Linked DNA regions of Homo sapiens: regions 1 and 2 are each linked to region 3. A link is a contact called in ENCODE Hi-C data. All regions are on one chromosome and are shown on one strand. The core of a region is the stretch at or near the end of the contact, and the rest is flanking DNA. Distances in the headings are between cores, read along the strand shown. Region 1 holds the start of GBP1 (guanylate binding protein 1). Region 2 holds the start of GBP5 (guanylate binding protein 5). Region 3 holds the start of ZNF326 (zinc finger protein 326).

Region 1 (3,950 bases), core at 1,136-3,635, 930 kb before region 3:
CATAATTTGTGCTTTTGAAATGGAAACTAAGGTATCATGGGAATAATTAATGAATTGATTCTTATCCCCTAGAACAGCGTGAAGATAAGGAGCCCGACTGTGAATGGAAAGTTAGCTTTCAGTATTCATCCTCATCTCTTTCTCTCCTCACATCTTCATAATGGAGGCTGACTGTGTAGATGGACAGAAGGGACTTGGCAGAGCTTTGCTCATGCCACTCACCCTTTTTCTTTCCAGCCAGCTTGTTCATCAGGTAGGATTTGCCTGTGCGGTAGAGGCCCACAATTGCCACCACCACCATAGGCTGTGTAATGGCAGAAAGGATCTTCAGAGCTTCTGGATTCGCCATCAGTCGCCCATTAGTGTTCTCAATGAGGCACATTGGGCCTGTCATGTGGATCTCTGATGCCATGTCCAGGCTGTTCCCTTGTCTGCAAGAGAAGAGGTGAAATACATGAGAATTTCTAGTGTTTTGCAATTATAAGGGAGAATCATAAGATTCCCCAGTATGGCCAAAAGTTTTGTGTGTGACAGCAAAAGAGATGAGGCAAAATCTGTATCATTTGAGAAAGTTATGGAAGTATTGTCAAAGTAGCTCATTATGAAAAATGTTAGCATGACAGTGACTTATCAACACTCAACTACTCTCACGACCCAAATATTTCATTTAGTTTATTGTGGAAAACTTTCTTTTTGGATTCTTATTAGATATTTTCACTAGTCAATTAATGGAAGATAGAATAGGATTTAGAGGATTTATTTGCATCCTGGCTGTATGTAAGGAATTCAATATTGATTCACTTATTAATTCTCACAGTGAATAAACATCCAACACAGTGAATCAGTATTCATAGTTTGATGTTTACCCTTAGAAAAATTTCCAAAGATTTTTAAATGTGTTCCTTCCTCCATCTTCAAATGATTATGCTTATTTCACTGCAATGAGGATTGACAAAGCTTCTCACATTGCCATTCTGGAAGTGGTAACAATGTAACATACTTTTGCAAATTTTATAAAACTATACAACCATGTGAAACACATGGCTAGGGAACCTTCCAAGGGCTCCTAAGGGTCATGTCCAAGAGAAGGGCCCTGAAACTTAAGCTTCATTAGAGTCACGATAAGATAGCTTCTAAGTCACTGAGGGTATGAATGCAAAATTGCAAATACTGAATGTTTCCTCCAGATAATAAGGATTAAAAGATCAAGAGGCAGATAAAGAGAGCTACCTAGGAAGTTGTTCAAATAAAATATATTTCCAGCGATACAGCTTTAGGATTTCTGTTTTGTTCTGTTTTCCATTTGGTAGGGTAGGAGAAAGAGAAATAGAAAGAGGAGGAATAGTAGGAGTGGAGAGGAGGATAAGGGGCTGGGAATGTGTGTGTGTGTGTGTGTGTGTGTGTGTGTGTGTGTGTGTGAGAGAGAGAGAGAGAGAGAGAGAGAGAGAGAGAGGAGCTGTCAGACCAGAGGTGATGAATGAGGCTAGTGTCTTGACAAGGCATTCAGGGGAAGACTTTGCAGAAGGCAGGATCAAAGTAGTCTGAGTGCATGGAGAGGTTAAAGTAAGCAAAGATATTTTCTGTAGAGATGCATTACAGGAGAATTAAAGAGGAAACACTTTTGGCCCTGCTCTCTACTAAAAGAAGACAAAATTGGAAGCACTTCAGTGAAGCAGTGGGGTTGAATTTCACTTCTAAGGGACAGGGATCAGTGGGCACTAGGAAATTAGTGAGTCTGGACTATTTCTAAAGAAAGTAATCCATTCTGAAACAAAGTTCACAAGTGTAATAAAAAGTATACTGTTTTCATGAATCTTCATCTTTCAGGCTGAGTTTCAGTTTTTTCTTTGTCTTTAACCGTGTCAGTGGGCTGCTTACTCTGCTTCTCATTTGCTGTTCTTTCCTTCCATGAAAAGAACCCGTTTGTAACTCTTCCATTTCTTAGCTGCATAGAAGCAGGATTCAGTCCATCACTGACGATGGAAATGTAATCATATCCCTAGTCAACATAGATAATGTCAACAAAGAGAAAGACTATCCTAGTACATTTCAAATGCTCAGTTTAGCCCCTGTCTACTGGTGCCTAATTCAACACAAGCACTGTAGTGGCACTTAAGGCCATGCTGTCCCTGATAACACCAGGATTTCATCTGACCTGCGTCCCACTTCAGGCTCATCTGCAGCCTAATTTGGTTCTGATGATGTTTAAGAAAATGAACTGACCTTTATAAATTCCTTCCCATCCCTGCCACAACCTTATAGGTTCCATATCACTGAGCTGAGATCCTTTGGAGCTAGAGAGAAAGCTGCTTGATGAGAAGTAGTAAAAGTTCTTACCTGTTCTTTTTCTCCTTAGTTCACGAGCACTGGCTTCTAGCACTTCTGTGTCTCTCACTGGATCCCTGGACTAATATTTCACTGTTCCGAAGTTGTAGGGCTGGGATTTCCTCATTGATGAAATATTTAGAAGCTAAGCAGATTTGTAATGGATTTAGAGTAATATGAAACTGAAAGTACTTCGTTCAAATCACTGACTCCACTACCATAAATGGAATTAGTGGAGTGTGCCAGTGGGAGGGTTTAAAGATTTCTCAACCAGAAGCTTCAAATTTTTTTTGTTGTTGTTGGAAATCTTAGAGACCATTTGTTGTCTAACAAAATGCCCATTAGGTTTTGAATACAATGATACATGTCTCATGGATTGAGTCAATTTGAGAAACCTAGAATGAGGAGGCATCATGTTAATTTTCAGCTACAATTTCCTAAAATAATAGACACACTCTCAATGGAGCTGCCTATTCTTTGAGAGGTGCAGTACATAAGGAAAGGACATGTTTAACACACTCATGAACACCTAACCCCTGGCACTTAATGCCCAGCACACAGCCAGGAGGGGGCTCCATGTGTTGTACTCATGTTCTAGGCTCAGTACTGATGGCTTTACATGAATCGCACAACTGAAAACTCATAATATTTCCTCATGGTTTTATAGAAACTGAGCACAGAAAGACTTTATTAGTTGTCTAAAATCATAACACTGTAACTAATCTGAACCCAAGCACTCATGATCCCATACCCTCTTCTTGAACCACTTCACTATGCTGCTTATTTACTAAGTGAAAAATTGTAGAAATATTTTATTTATAGGTTTTTTATTTTTAAATTTATTATAGTGTGATTTTATTTTTATAGATTGTTTTCTAAGAGCTGTTTGTGTTTTATGTCTAATTCAGTAATGACTTCTAGCATACAGAATAAGTGGCATTATCTCTATTTTACAGCAAAAGCAAATAAAATAGTAAAAAGCCTGAGTGAACATTTCATTTAAAAATATATTTATAGTGATGTGGTTTCACTTTGTTGCTTAGGTTGGTCTTGAACTCCTTCCTTCAAATGATCCCCCTGCCTCGGCCTCCCAAATTGCTGGGATTATAGGCATGAGCCACCAGACCCAACCTTGTGTGAGCATTTCTTTTTTTTTCTTTTTCTTTTTCTTTTTTTTTTTTTTTTTTTTTGAGATGGAGTTTCACTCTTGTTGCCCAGGCTGGAGTGCAGTGGCACGATCTCGGCTCACTGCAACCTCCGCCTCCTGGGTTCAATCAATTCTCCTGCCTCAGCCTCCCAAGTAGCTGGGACTACAGGCATGTACCACTATCCTGGCTAATTTTGTATTTTTAGTAGAGATGGGGTTTCTCCATGGTGGTCAGGCTGGTCTCGAACTCCCGACCTCAGATGATCCACCCACCTTGGCCTCCCAAAGTGCTGGGATTACAAGTGTGAGCCACCAGGCCTGGCCAAGCATTTCTCACTTACACATTAAAATTATATATTAGATGTATATAAATTGCAGATACAGTGTCTTTTCTCATTCATACTTTGTAAAATAATTTTATCTAAACTCTTTCTATCATCCTTCCTTAACACTGTAGCTCCTTTATTATTAAAACTAC
Region 2 (4,153 bases), core at 1,344-3,843, 720 kb before region 3:
CTGGTTAAAAAAAATGTTTGAGCTATATGAGAAAAAGCAAATGCCATAAAAATATGCTTTTCTACTTTGCCTTATCATAAAGGATAGTTTTCTTCCATTTTAAAGGTGGTTATTTACTAAGGATGCTAAAACTTCACTATCCGCTTGACGAGTTCTTTCACTAAAATCTTACAATGAAAAGGTTTGGATTCTCCATCTCTTTACTAGCAAATTTCAAAAACTGTCATTTTACAATTATGAAGACCCATTCTCCCTGCTTCCTCATAGCTAATGCCCTGGAAATCATTATGTTGACATAAATTAAAACAGAAACTGCTTGGCAGCAGAAAATAGGATATCCATTTGCAAATGGTGTAGCACTAGGACATGGGAGTCAGGAAATGCCTAGTGCAAGCCTGACCCAGAAAGAGGCAATTTTGCAACAAATTTAGAGACTCAAATGGCAGGTCTCTTCTCATTCTAATCTATTTTCAATGTAGTATTAGTACCTTATATATGTAGAATTCTGGTTGCCTGATTTGTATGCAGCGGAGGCCAGAATAATTTTTCCACTAGAAAGATATGGGCACCTTGAAGTGATGATCTACAACAATTAGCTAGAAAAACAAAAGATACATAAGCCAAATCTATAAGCAGATATTGAGAGCTTACAAGATCTTATGATTTGGGATGATGTCACTAAGGAAGAGGGAATGAATGTGTCTGAGTGTTCAGACTCTCTTATGAATGACAATAGCATTGTATATCTACATTAATAATAGTATTTGACATGTTGTCCCCAATGTCATCTGGATAGCATCTTTAATGCTTTTAGTAAAGCCAAATTTCTAAAACATTATTGCAGATTTAATGTGTTCAAGCCACAAACATAACTGTTGCTCTGTTATTCATAACTTAGTGTTCTGGGATGCATTCTCCCTAACTGCTTGAGCCCTATAACCTTTGCAAATAAAAACAATGCAAGAATGGTTCAAAATACACACACAAAATGCACATTTTGCCCTTGCCTTAAATTAGACTTGATTTCCAACCCCAGCCCTACAACTGGCTATCTGTATCTCTCTGGCATTTCACTCAATTCTTTCAGCTTGTTTTCTAAAAAAGCAAAAGTAAATAAACAACTATTTATTAACATCAGTATAACTGCTGGCTTATGAAAGAGAGTGAGCGAGCTGCAGGAGATTTTAAAAAGTGCAAAGAAGGAAAATGCCCAAAAAAAAATACTAAGAGAAAATGCTCAGAAGTGGTAGTGGAAGGATTTCTGAAAGAAAACATCTGTTTTCAGCCATATGATTCTAGTTTGGGTTTTGCGCCTGCATTTGTATATGTAGTTGTTATTGCTTGCTTTTGCTTATTTTGCATAGTTTCTGGTTTGAATTTCAAGGAAAAGGAAAAGGCTCTTATTAAGGATATAAATGGAAATCAAACTAGTACAAAATGCTTGAAGTATGTGTCATGGTAAGAAATTCAAAGGAGAGAATTTCAACGAGTGAACAGTTGCCAGACAGTATTGAGGGATCCAGTTGGGCAACTGTTAAATTAGGTGATTCATAATAGTAAAGGCAATAGAGTAGTAGAAGCAGAACCCAACACAAAAGGGGTTAGTTAAGTGAGTAGATGCCAAGAAACCAACATGAATTAAGTCAGGGCTATTGCTAAAGGAAGAAATCTACTTTCAAACAAAGTACAAGACTATGACTAAAAATACATCACTGTTTTCATGAAACTTCTCTCTGGGCAACATTTTTTTCTTGTCCTTAATGTTTGCAAGCTACTTACATTGCATCATATTCATTGTTCTTTCTCATGAAAATAATAGCTATCATAGTTTTTGAAACTTTCATGCTGAAGTTCGAGTCAGTTTAATCAGATTTTATGAAGGACGAAGGTAACTTAAGTGGAAATTATGATCCTGAATAAGTCATAAAATTGCAAAGGAAGAAAAATAATTTGAAGGCATTTCAAACTCTTAGTTTAGTCACCACACACATTGATGTCTAATTCAGCAAGAGGCAGACACAGCTGGTACTTGATGAATTCTGCTGCCTGTCTGATAAGAATACAATTTATTCTTTACTGAGGTCTGATATACCACATCAGGATAAGCTGCATCCTATCCTTTGTAGAATGTTTCTAAAACCAAATGAATCTTGCAAATCTCTTCCACCTCTTGCCCCAGTCTTACCGTGTCCGGAATTGGTGGGTTCTTGGTCTCACTGACTTCAAGAATGAAGCCGCGGACCCTAGCGTTGAGTGTCACGGTTCTTAAAGGTGGCGTGTCAGGAGTTTGCTCCTTCTGATGTTCGGATGTGTTTGGAGTTTCTTCCTTCTGGTGGGTTCGTGGTCTGGCTGGCTCAGGAGTGAAGCTGCAGACCTTCGCGGTGAGTGTTACAGCTCTTAAGGCTGCGCGTCTGGAGTTGTTTGTTCCTCCTGGTGGGTTCGTGGTCTCGCTGGCTTCAGGAGTGAAGCTGCAGACATTCCCAGTGAGTGTTACAGCTCATAAAGGCAGTGTGGACCCAAAGAGTGAGCAGCAGCAAGATTTATTGCAAAGAGTGAAAGAACAAAGGTTCCACAGCCTGGAGGGTGACCTCAGTGGGTTGCCACTGCTGGCTACTTCTCTTATCTGGCCCCACCCACATCCTGCTGATGGGTCCATTTTACAGAGAGCCGATTGGTCCATTTTACAGAGAGCTGATTGGTCTGTTTTGACAGGGTGCTGATTGGTGTGTTTACAATCCCTGAGCTGGACACAAAAGTTCTTCATGTCCCCACTAGATTAGCTAGATACAGAGTGTGGATTGGCCTATTTACAAACCTTGAGCTAGATACAGAGTGCTGATTGGTGCATTTACAAACCTTGAGGTAGATACAGAGTGCTGATTGGTGCATTTACAATCCCTTAGCTAGACATAAAGATTCTCCAAGTCCCCACCAGATTAAATAGATACAGAGTGCTGATTGGTGTATTTACAATCCCTTAGCTAGACATAAAGATTCTCCAAGTTCCCACTAGACTCAAGAGCCCAGCTGGCTTCACCCAGTGGATCTTGCACCGGGCGGCAGGTGGAGCTGCCTGCCAGTCCTGCTCCATGCACTGGCACTCCTCGGTCCTTGGGCCATGGATGGGACAGGGTGCTGTGGAGCAGGGGTCAGCACAGGTTGGGGAGGCTCAGGCAGCACAGGAACCCATGGCGGGGTGAGGTGGGGAGCGGGAGAGGGGAGGAGGCTCAGGCATGGCAGGCTGCAGGTCCCCAGCCCTGCCCCACCGGGAGGCAGCTAAGGCCCTGCAAGAAGTGGAGCACAGCAGCTGCTGGCCCAGGTGCTAAGCCCCTCACTGCCTGGGGCCGCTCCGAGTGCAGGTCCCTCAGAGCCCAAGCCCACCCAGAACTCGCGCTGGCCCTCAAGCACCGGGCGCAGCCCCAGTTCCCACCCCTGCCTCTCCCTCCACACCTCCCAGCAAGCTGAGGGAGCCAGCTCCGGCCTCGGCCAGCCCAGGAAGGGGCTCCCACAGTGCAGCGGAGGGCTGAAGGGCTCCTCAAGTGCCGCCAGAGTGGGTGCCCAGGCAGAGGAGGCACCGAGAGCGAGGGAGGGCTGCAAGGGCTGCCAGCACGCCGTCACCTCTCATTACCTTGATTATAAAATCGGGAGAAGAGGTATTTTAGAGCTAGTAAGAAAACTGCTTCCATGAGGGACTGGGCACGGTGGCTCACGCCTGTAATCCCAGCATGTTGGGTGGCCGAGGCGGGTGGATGACGAGGTCAGGAGATCTAGACCATCCTGGCTAACACGATGAAACCCCGTCTCTACTAAAAATATACAAAAAATTACCTGGGCATGGTGGCGGGCGCCTGTGGTCCCAGCTACTCGGGAGGCTGAGGCAGGAGAATGGCTTGAACCTGGGAGGCGGAGCTTGCAGTGAGCCGAGACTGCACCACTGCACTTCAGCCTGGGTGACAGAGCGAGACTCTGTCTCAAAAAAAAAAAAAAAAAGAAAAGAAAAGAAAAAAGAAAGCTGCTTCGATGAGAACTTGCTGAGTTCGAACTCTCGTCTTTTACTTTCACTGTGGTGATTTCTCATTTATTTTCTTCACTCAGTCCTGGGGTTTTTGTTCTTCCCACCCCATTTTCCCTGCTCGAAAAAGGAGACAATTTG
Region 3 (4,006 bases), core at 13-2,512:
CAGTAGTTCTTCTCTGTGCCTCTCTGTCTCTGCAAAGTACTGGCGGAGCTCTTCGGTGATTTCCATATTGCTCAGGTCACATGCTACCTCTGCATCTGACTCGGTCTCCATCTCTTCCTCCTTGGATAAGGCTTGGTCTTCTCTTGTGGATGCCTGGATCCTACTGCTGCCATGTGGATGTTGCCCAGACCCTCTGAAATGTGAAGAACTGCAGGGGGAGTCCTGCTAGGCCACATGATGGTCATAGAAGGACTGAGGATACGCAGCCTGGTTATCGTAAGAGCTTTGGGGAAGAAGCGCAGGAAGGAAGAACCATGGAAGACTGAAACAGGATTCCACCGCCTTCCTGTAGGCATTGTGGTGGCTTTGCATCCAAGCCATTGCTTGATGATAATGTTGCCAGTATCTTGCATATACTGGATGAGAATACCAAGGCCTGGTAGCTTTTGATGTTGATGCCTTCACCACTGCCATCTCCGATTGTGAAAGTCCAAATGGGTGCCGAAACTTGTGGGCGCGCAGCTTGCAGATCCTGGGCGGTGGCCAAGCAGGCCATGTTTTAGAATTCTTTCCAGGCGGGTCGCATTGGCTCACGCCTGTGATCCTAACACTTTGGGAGGCGGAGACGGGGCTGGGGGTGGGGGGATCGCTTGAGTCCAGGAGTTGGAGACCTGCTTGGGCAACATGGCAAAACCCCCATCTCTATAAAAATAATTTAAAAATTTTTTAAAAGAATTATTATTTCCATTTTATTTCAGTGCTTTGTCCTTTAAGAAAATTTATTGACATAGCGATAATCAGACTCCATACGCTATTTTGTATCTTGCTTTTCAAATTTGCCACAGGCTTCTAGAAACGTCCCAGACTTCTGTGTCTCCATGGAGGAAACCCCGTAAGTACTTACAAATGTTATGATTAGTCATCCCTAGCCAATACTAAGCAAAAGGTAGGCATGCGGTTTTATTAGTTTGGGCAGGAAGAAGGCATTCCAACCGGCTTCTTTCGCTCTTGCCAGGTTCAAACATGGCGGGCCGCAGCCGGCCCTTCCCGTACACTCGGCTTGCTTTCCCACAACCCCCGCCAATCTTTAGCGCTCCTTTTTTACCTTCCTTCCCCGTCAGCGGCTCCAGAGGGTCAGCACCTCCGAGCGTGACAGCGGACCTGCTTCCCGCCCCCCACGCGAGGGCCCGCCCACCAGCCCGCGTCAGCCAATAGCAGGCCGCGCCGATGGGGCTGGTAGCGCCGGTCGGCCCCGCCTCCCCAGCCTCGCTGTGGCCTGCGGCTCCCGGGCTGGTAGCGCGCCGCTCTCGGTCGCGCGGAGTGATCGTGTGGAATCGCGGGTCGCGGACGCTCGCCGCCGGCCATAGCTCAGCCTAGCGCCGCCAAGGCCGACGGCCCTCAGCCTCTGCCATGGACTTCGAGGACGGTAAGCGCTGCCTCTGGCTGGTCGGCGCAGCTGGCAGGAGGCGGGGTGGCCTACGCAGGGGGTCTGTTTACCGTCTCAAGATGGCCGTGTGGGCTTTGTTCTGCGGGCCCGGAGGCCGCCCGCCCGCCCCGGGCCCAGCGCCCGGAGTCGGCCTCTTTGGGGACCCACGCGCCCCGATTCGGCCCGCTCGGCGCCCGCTGCCGGCGGAGACAAGAGAACTCGGTGTCCGGTAGGACGCGCCTAGAGCGCGAGAGCCTCCGGGCTGGAGCCCCAGACTCGCCTTGGCCCCTGGTAGTGGAAATTGCCCCGACGTCTCCAACTTCCCGGTCTCGGGCAAACGGGCGAGTGCGGCCTCACCCACCTAGTCTCGCATTCGCCCCACAGGGCAGCGACCCAGACCGTCCGTTTAGTTAATCCTCAGCCTCGGGTTACTTCTTGCCAGATAGAATTTTCAGAGGCTTGTTCACAGTGATGTTTCTGTTTGTCCCGGTTTAAGATGAGTTGAAAGGGTGTCTGTAAGTGATATGTATAGATAAATATCTATGCAAAATGGAAAGCAAGATGTTTCCTGGTTAGTAAACTGGGGTGTTTATCACCAAAAATTACCTGCTTATTAATCCCTAACTTGAAATATTTATGTGAACCAAAGCACTTTTCTTTGGATCGTGTGTAGGTAGGATTTAAGTTAATCAGAATTTTGGCACAGCAAGCATCAAATGTCCTTCACATTTAGACCTGTACACAGCCTTGTAAGTGTTTGACTTACGGATTAAATAAACTGTATTTTAGCAATACTTTTCAGTTGTCTCAGATACTAATTCTTTAAACCACTTTTACAGGGTCACAAAGTAATATTAATTTGGTCTTCACTTTTGTTTTCAAACCTTGCTTGGAATTGGTGTCAAGATAAAGTGGTATGTAGTGACAACATTAGGGAGACATGGGAAAGGACTTATGTGATTAAACTGGATTTAATCCTGAGTAACCAGGCATGCTTAAGTAAAACCAGTTCACTAAGTAGGCTGTAAACTTTTAACCCCACCAAAAAAATGATCTTTAAATGAGGTGTGATCTCAGCATATGTCTTACTCGATGAGCTTTTGATTTTTCATAACATTTCATGCAACAAAGAATTAAAGCTTTCATATCTAGGTACAGATTTGTGAAAGGGGACTGGAATAGCCCTCTTGTAGATACTTTTCAGTTACTTTGAAATAGTAAGTTCAGCTCTTAAGAGTAGCACACTCTCGTGGTTTTGTTTGTTTTGGTTGGACTTTAACTCATTTTGATGTAGATACCTTTAAACTATGAATATTTGGGCTGGGCACGATGGCTCACACCTGTAATCTCAGCACTTTGGGAGGCGGAGGCAGAAGAATCCCTTGAACCCGGGAGGCGAAGGTTGCAGTGAGCCGAGATCGTGCCATTGCACTCTAGCCTGGGCAACAAGAGCCAAACTTCGTCTGAAAAAAAAAAAACAAAAAACCAACAACAAAACAAAAAACTATGAATATTTGAAGTGGCCAGAGTTGGGAGTGAAAATAAAAAATATATTATTGTATTTTCATGCTGTAGTTTGATGATAATGCCAACACCCAAGGTATAGCAGAGGCTAACAAAGTGGAGGTGGGGCAGTAGAAACAGTTCTTTCCACTCCCCACCCAAGGCAATAAGGGAATCCATTTCTATGGAGAATTGAAAAACAATAATAAAATGTAGTATGTCTGCTTTCTGTTATTGCCATATGCCAGAATTCTAAACAGTGTCAGTGATAGAAATTCTAAACAATATTAGTGATGAAATACGCCCTGTCTCACTGCCCAAATATACCACTGCTGTATTTGGAAGATGGAGTTTGACTAACACCATATATGAATCTATTCCTGTATAGTGTAGCAGGATTCTGTTGTATCCAGATGACCACTATATTAAATTCTGTTCTTTCAGTATATATTTGTAAAATTAACTAAAGAATTTAACAGTTGTTAAATTAGTTTTGATGAGGAAATTGGCAATATGGTTTTCAGTGATGACACATTCTGCTTGAATATAGAACACAGTCATATATGTATATGCATATGCATGTCTCAGATAAGATCTTGAAATCTTTTTTTTTTTGAGACAGAGTCTCGTTCTGTCGCCCAGGCTGGAGTGCAGTGGTGCAGTCTTGGCTCACTGCAGCCTCTGCCTCCTGGATTCAAGTGATTCTTCTGCCTCAGCCTCCCTAGTAGCTGGGACTACAGGCACGCACCACCAGGCCCGGCTAATTTTTATATTTCCAGTAGAGAAAGGGTTTCACCATATTGGACGGGCTGGTCTCGAACTCCTGACCTCGTGACCCGCCCACCTCACCTTCCCAAGTGCTGGGATTACAGGCGTGAGCCACCGTGCCCGGCCAAGATCTTGAAATCTTTAAAGAGCAAATTAAATGGTAAAAGAAATTAACTTAGCAAAAATTTCATGTTACGTACAATTCTCAGATGTCTTTGCTTTTGCATTATTTGATACATAATTTAATCTATCTGCCTTTGTGTTACTTGGTACAAATCAGTGCTGAATCCCCTCTTTTGGCTGTTATTA

The links. Hi-C counts contacts between places; a loop is a spot of excess contacts on that map. Pooled maps may share reads with other maps.
Region 1: a pooled map shows a loop between it and region 3 (6-fold over the local background). The contact joins the promoter of GBP1 here to the promoter of ZNF326 in region 3. A Hi-C loop is called at or near these places in 5 of 50 pooled maps.
Region 2: a pooled map shows a loop between it and region 3 (4-fold over the local background). The contact joins the promoter of GBP5 here to the promoter of ZNF326 in region 3. A Hi-C loop is called at or near these places in 5 of 50 pooled maps.

Annotation. Positions count from the first base shown.
Region 1 is chr1:89,062,823-89,066,772 of GRCh38, forward strand. GBP1 (guanylate binding protein 1) reads right to left here and starts at 2,386. Exons shown (of 11, transcript NM_002053.3): 1 at 2,338-2,386; 2 at 223-431. The coding sequence starts at 412. The region is part of intron 2 of LOC105378841 (a long non-coding RNA gene); the gene reads left to right. RefSeq lists an enhancer at 2,583-2,682.
Region 2 is chr1:89,270,267-89,274,419 of GRCh38, forward strand. It overlaps GBP5 (guanylate binding protein 5), which reads right to left and starts at 2,594. Exons shown (of 12, transcript NM_052942.5): 1 at 2,186-2,594; 2 at 489-596. It also overlaps the pseudogene LOC100421401.
Region 3 is chr1:89,993,848-89,997,853 of GRCh38, forward strand. It overlaps ZNF326 (zinc finger protein 326), which reads left to right and starts at 1,263. Exons shown (of 12, transcript NM_182976.4): 1 at 1,263-1,426. The coding sequence starts at 1,411. It also overlaps the pseudogene GEMIN8P4. RefSeq lists enhancers at 915-1,481, 1,482-2,047, 1,929-1,978 and a silencer at 1,069-1,708.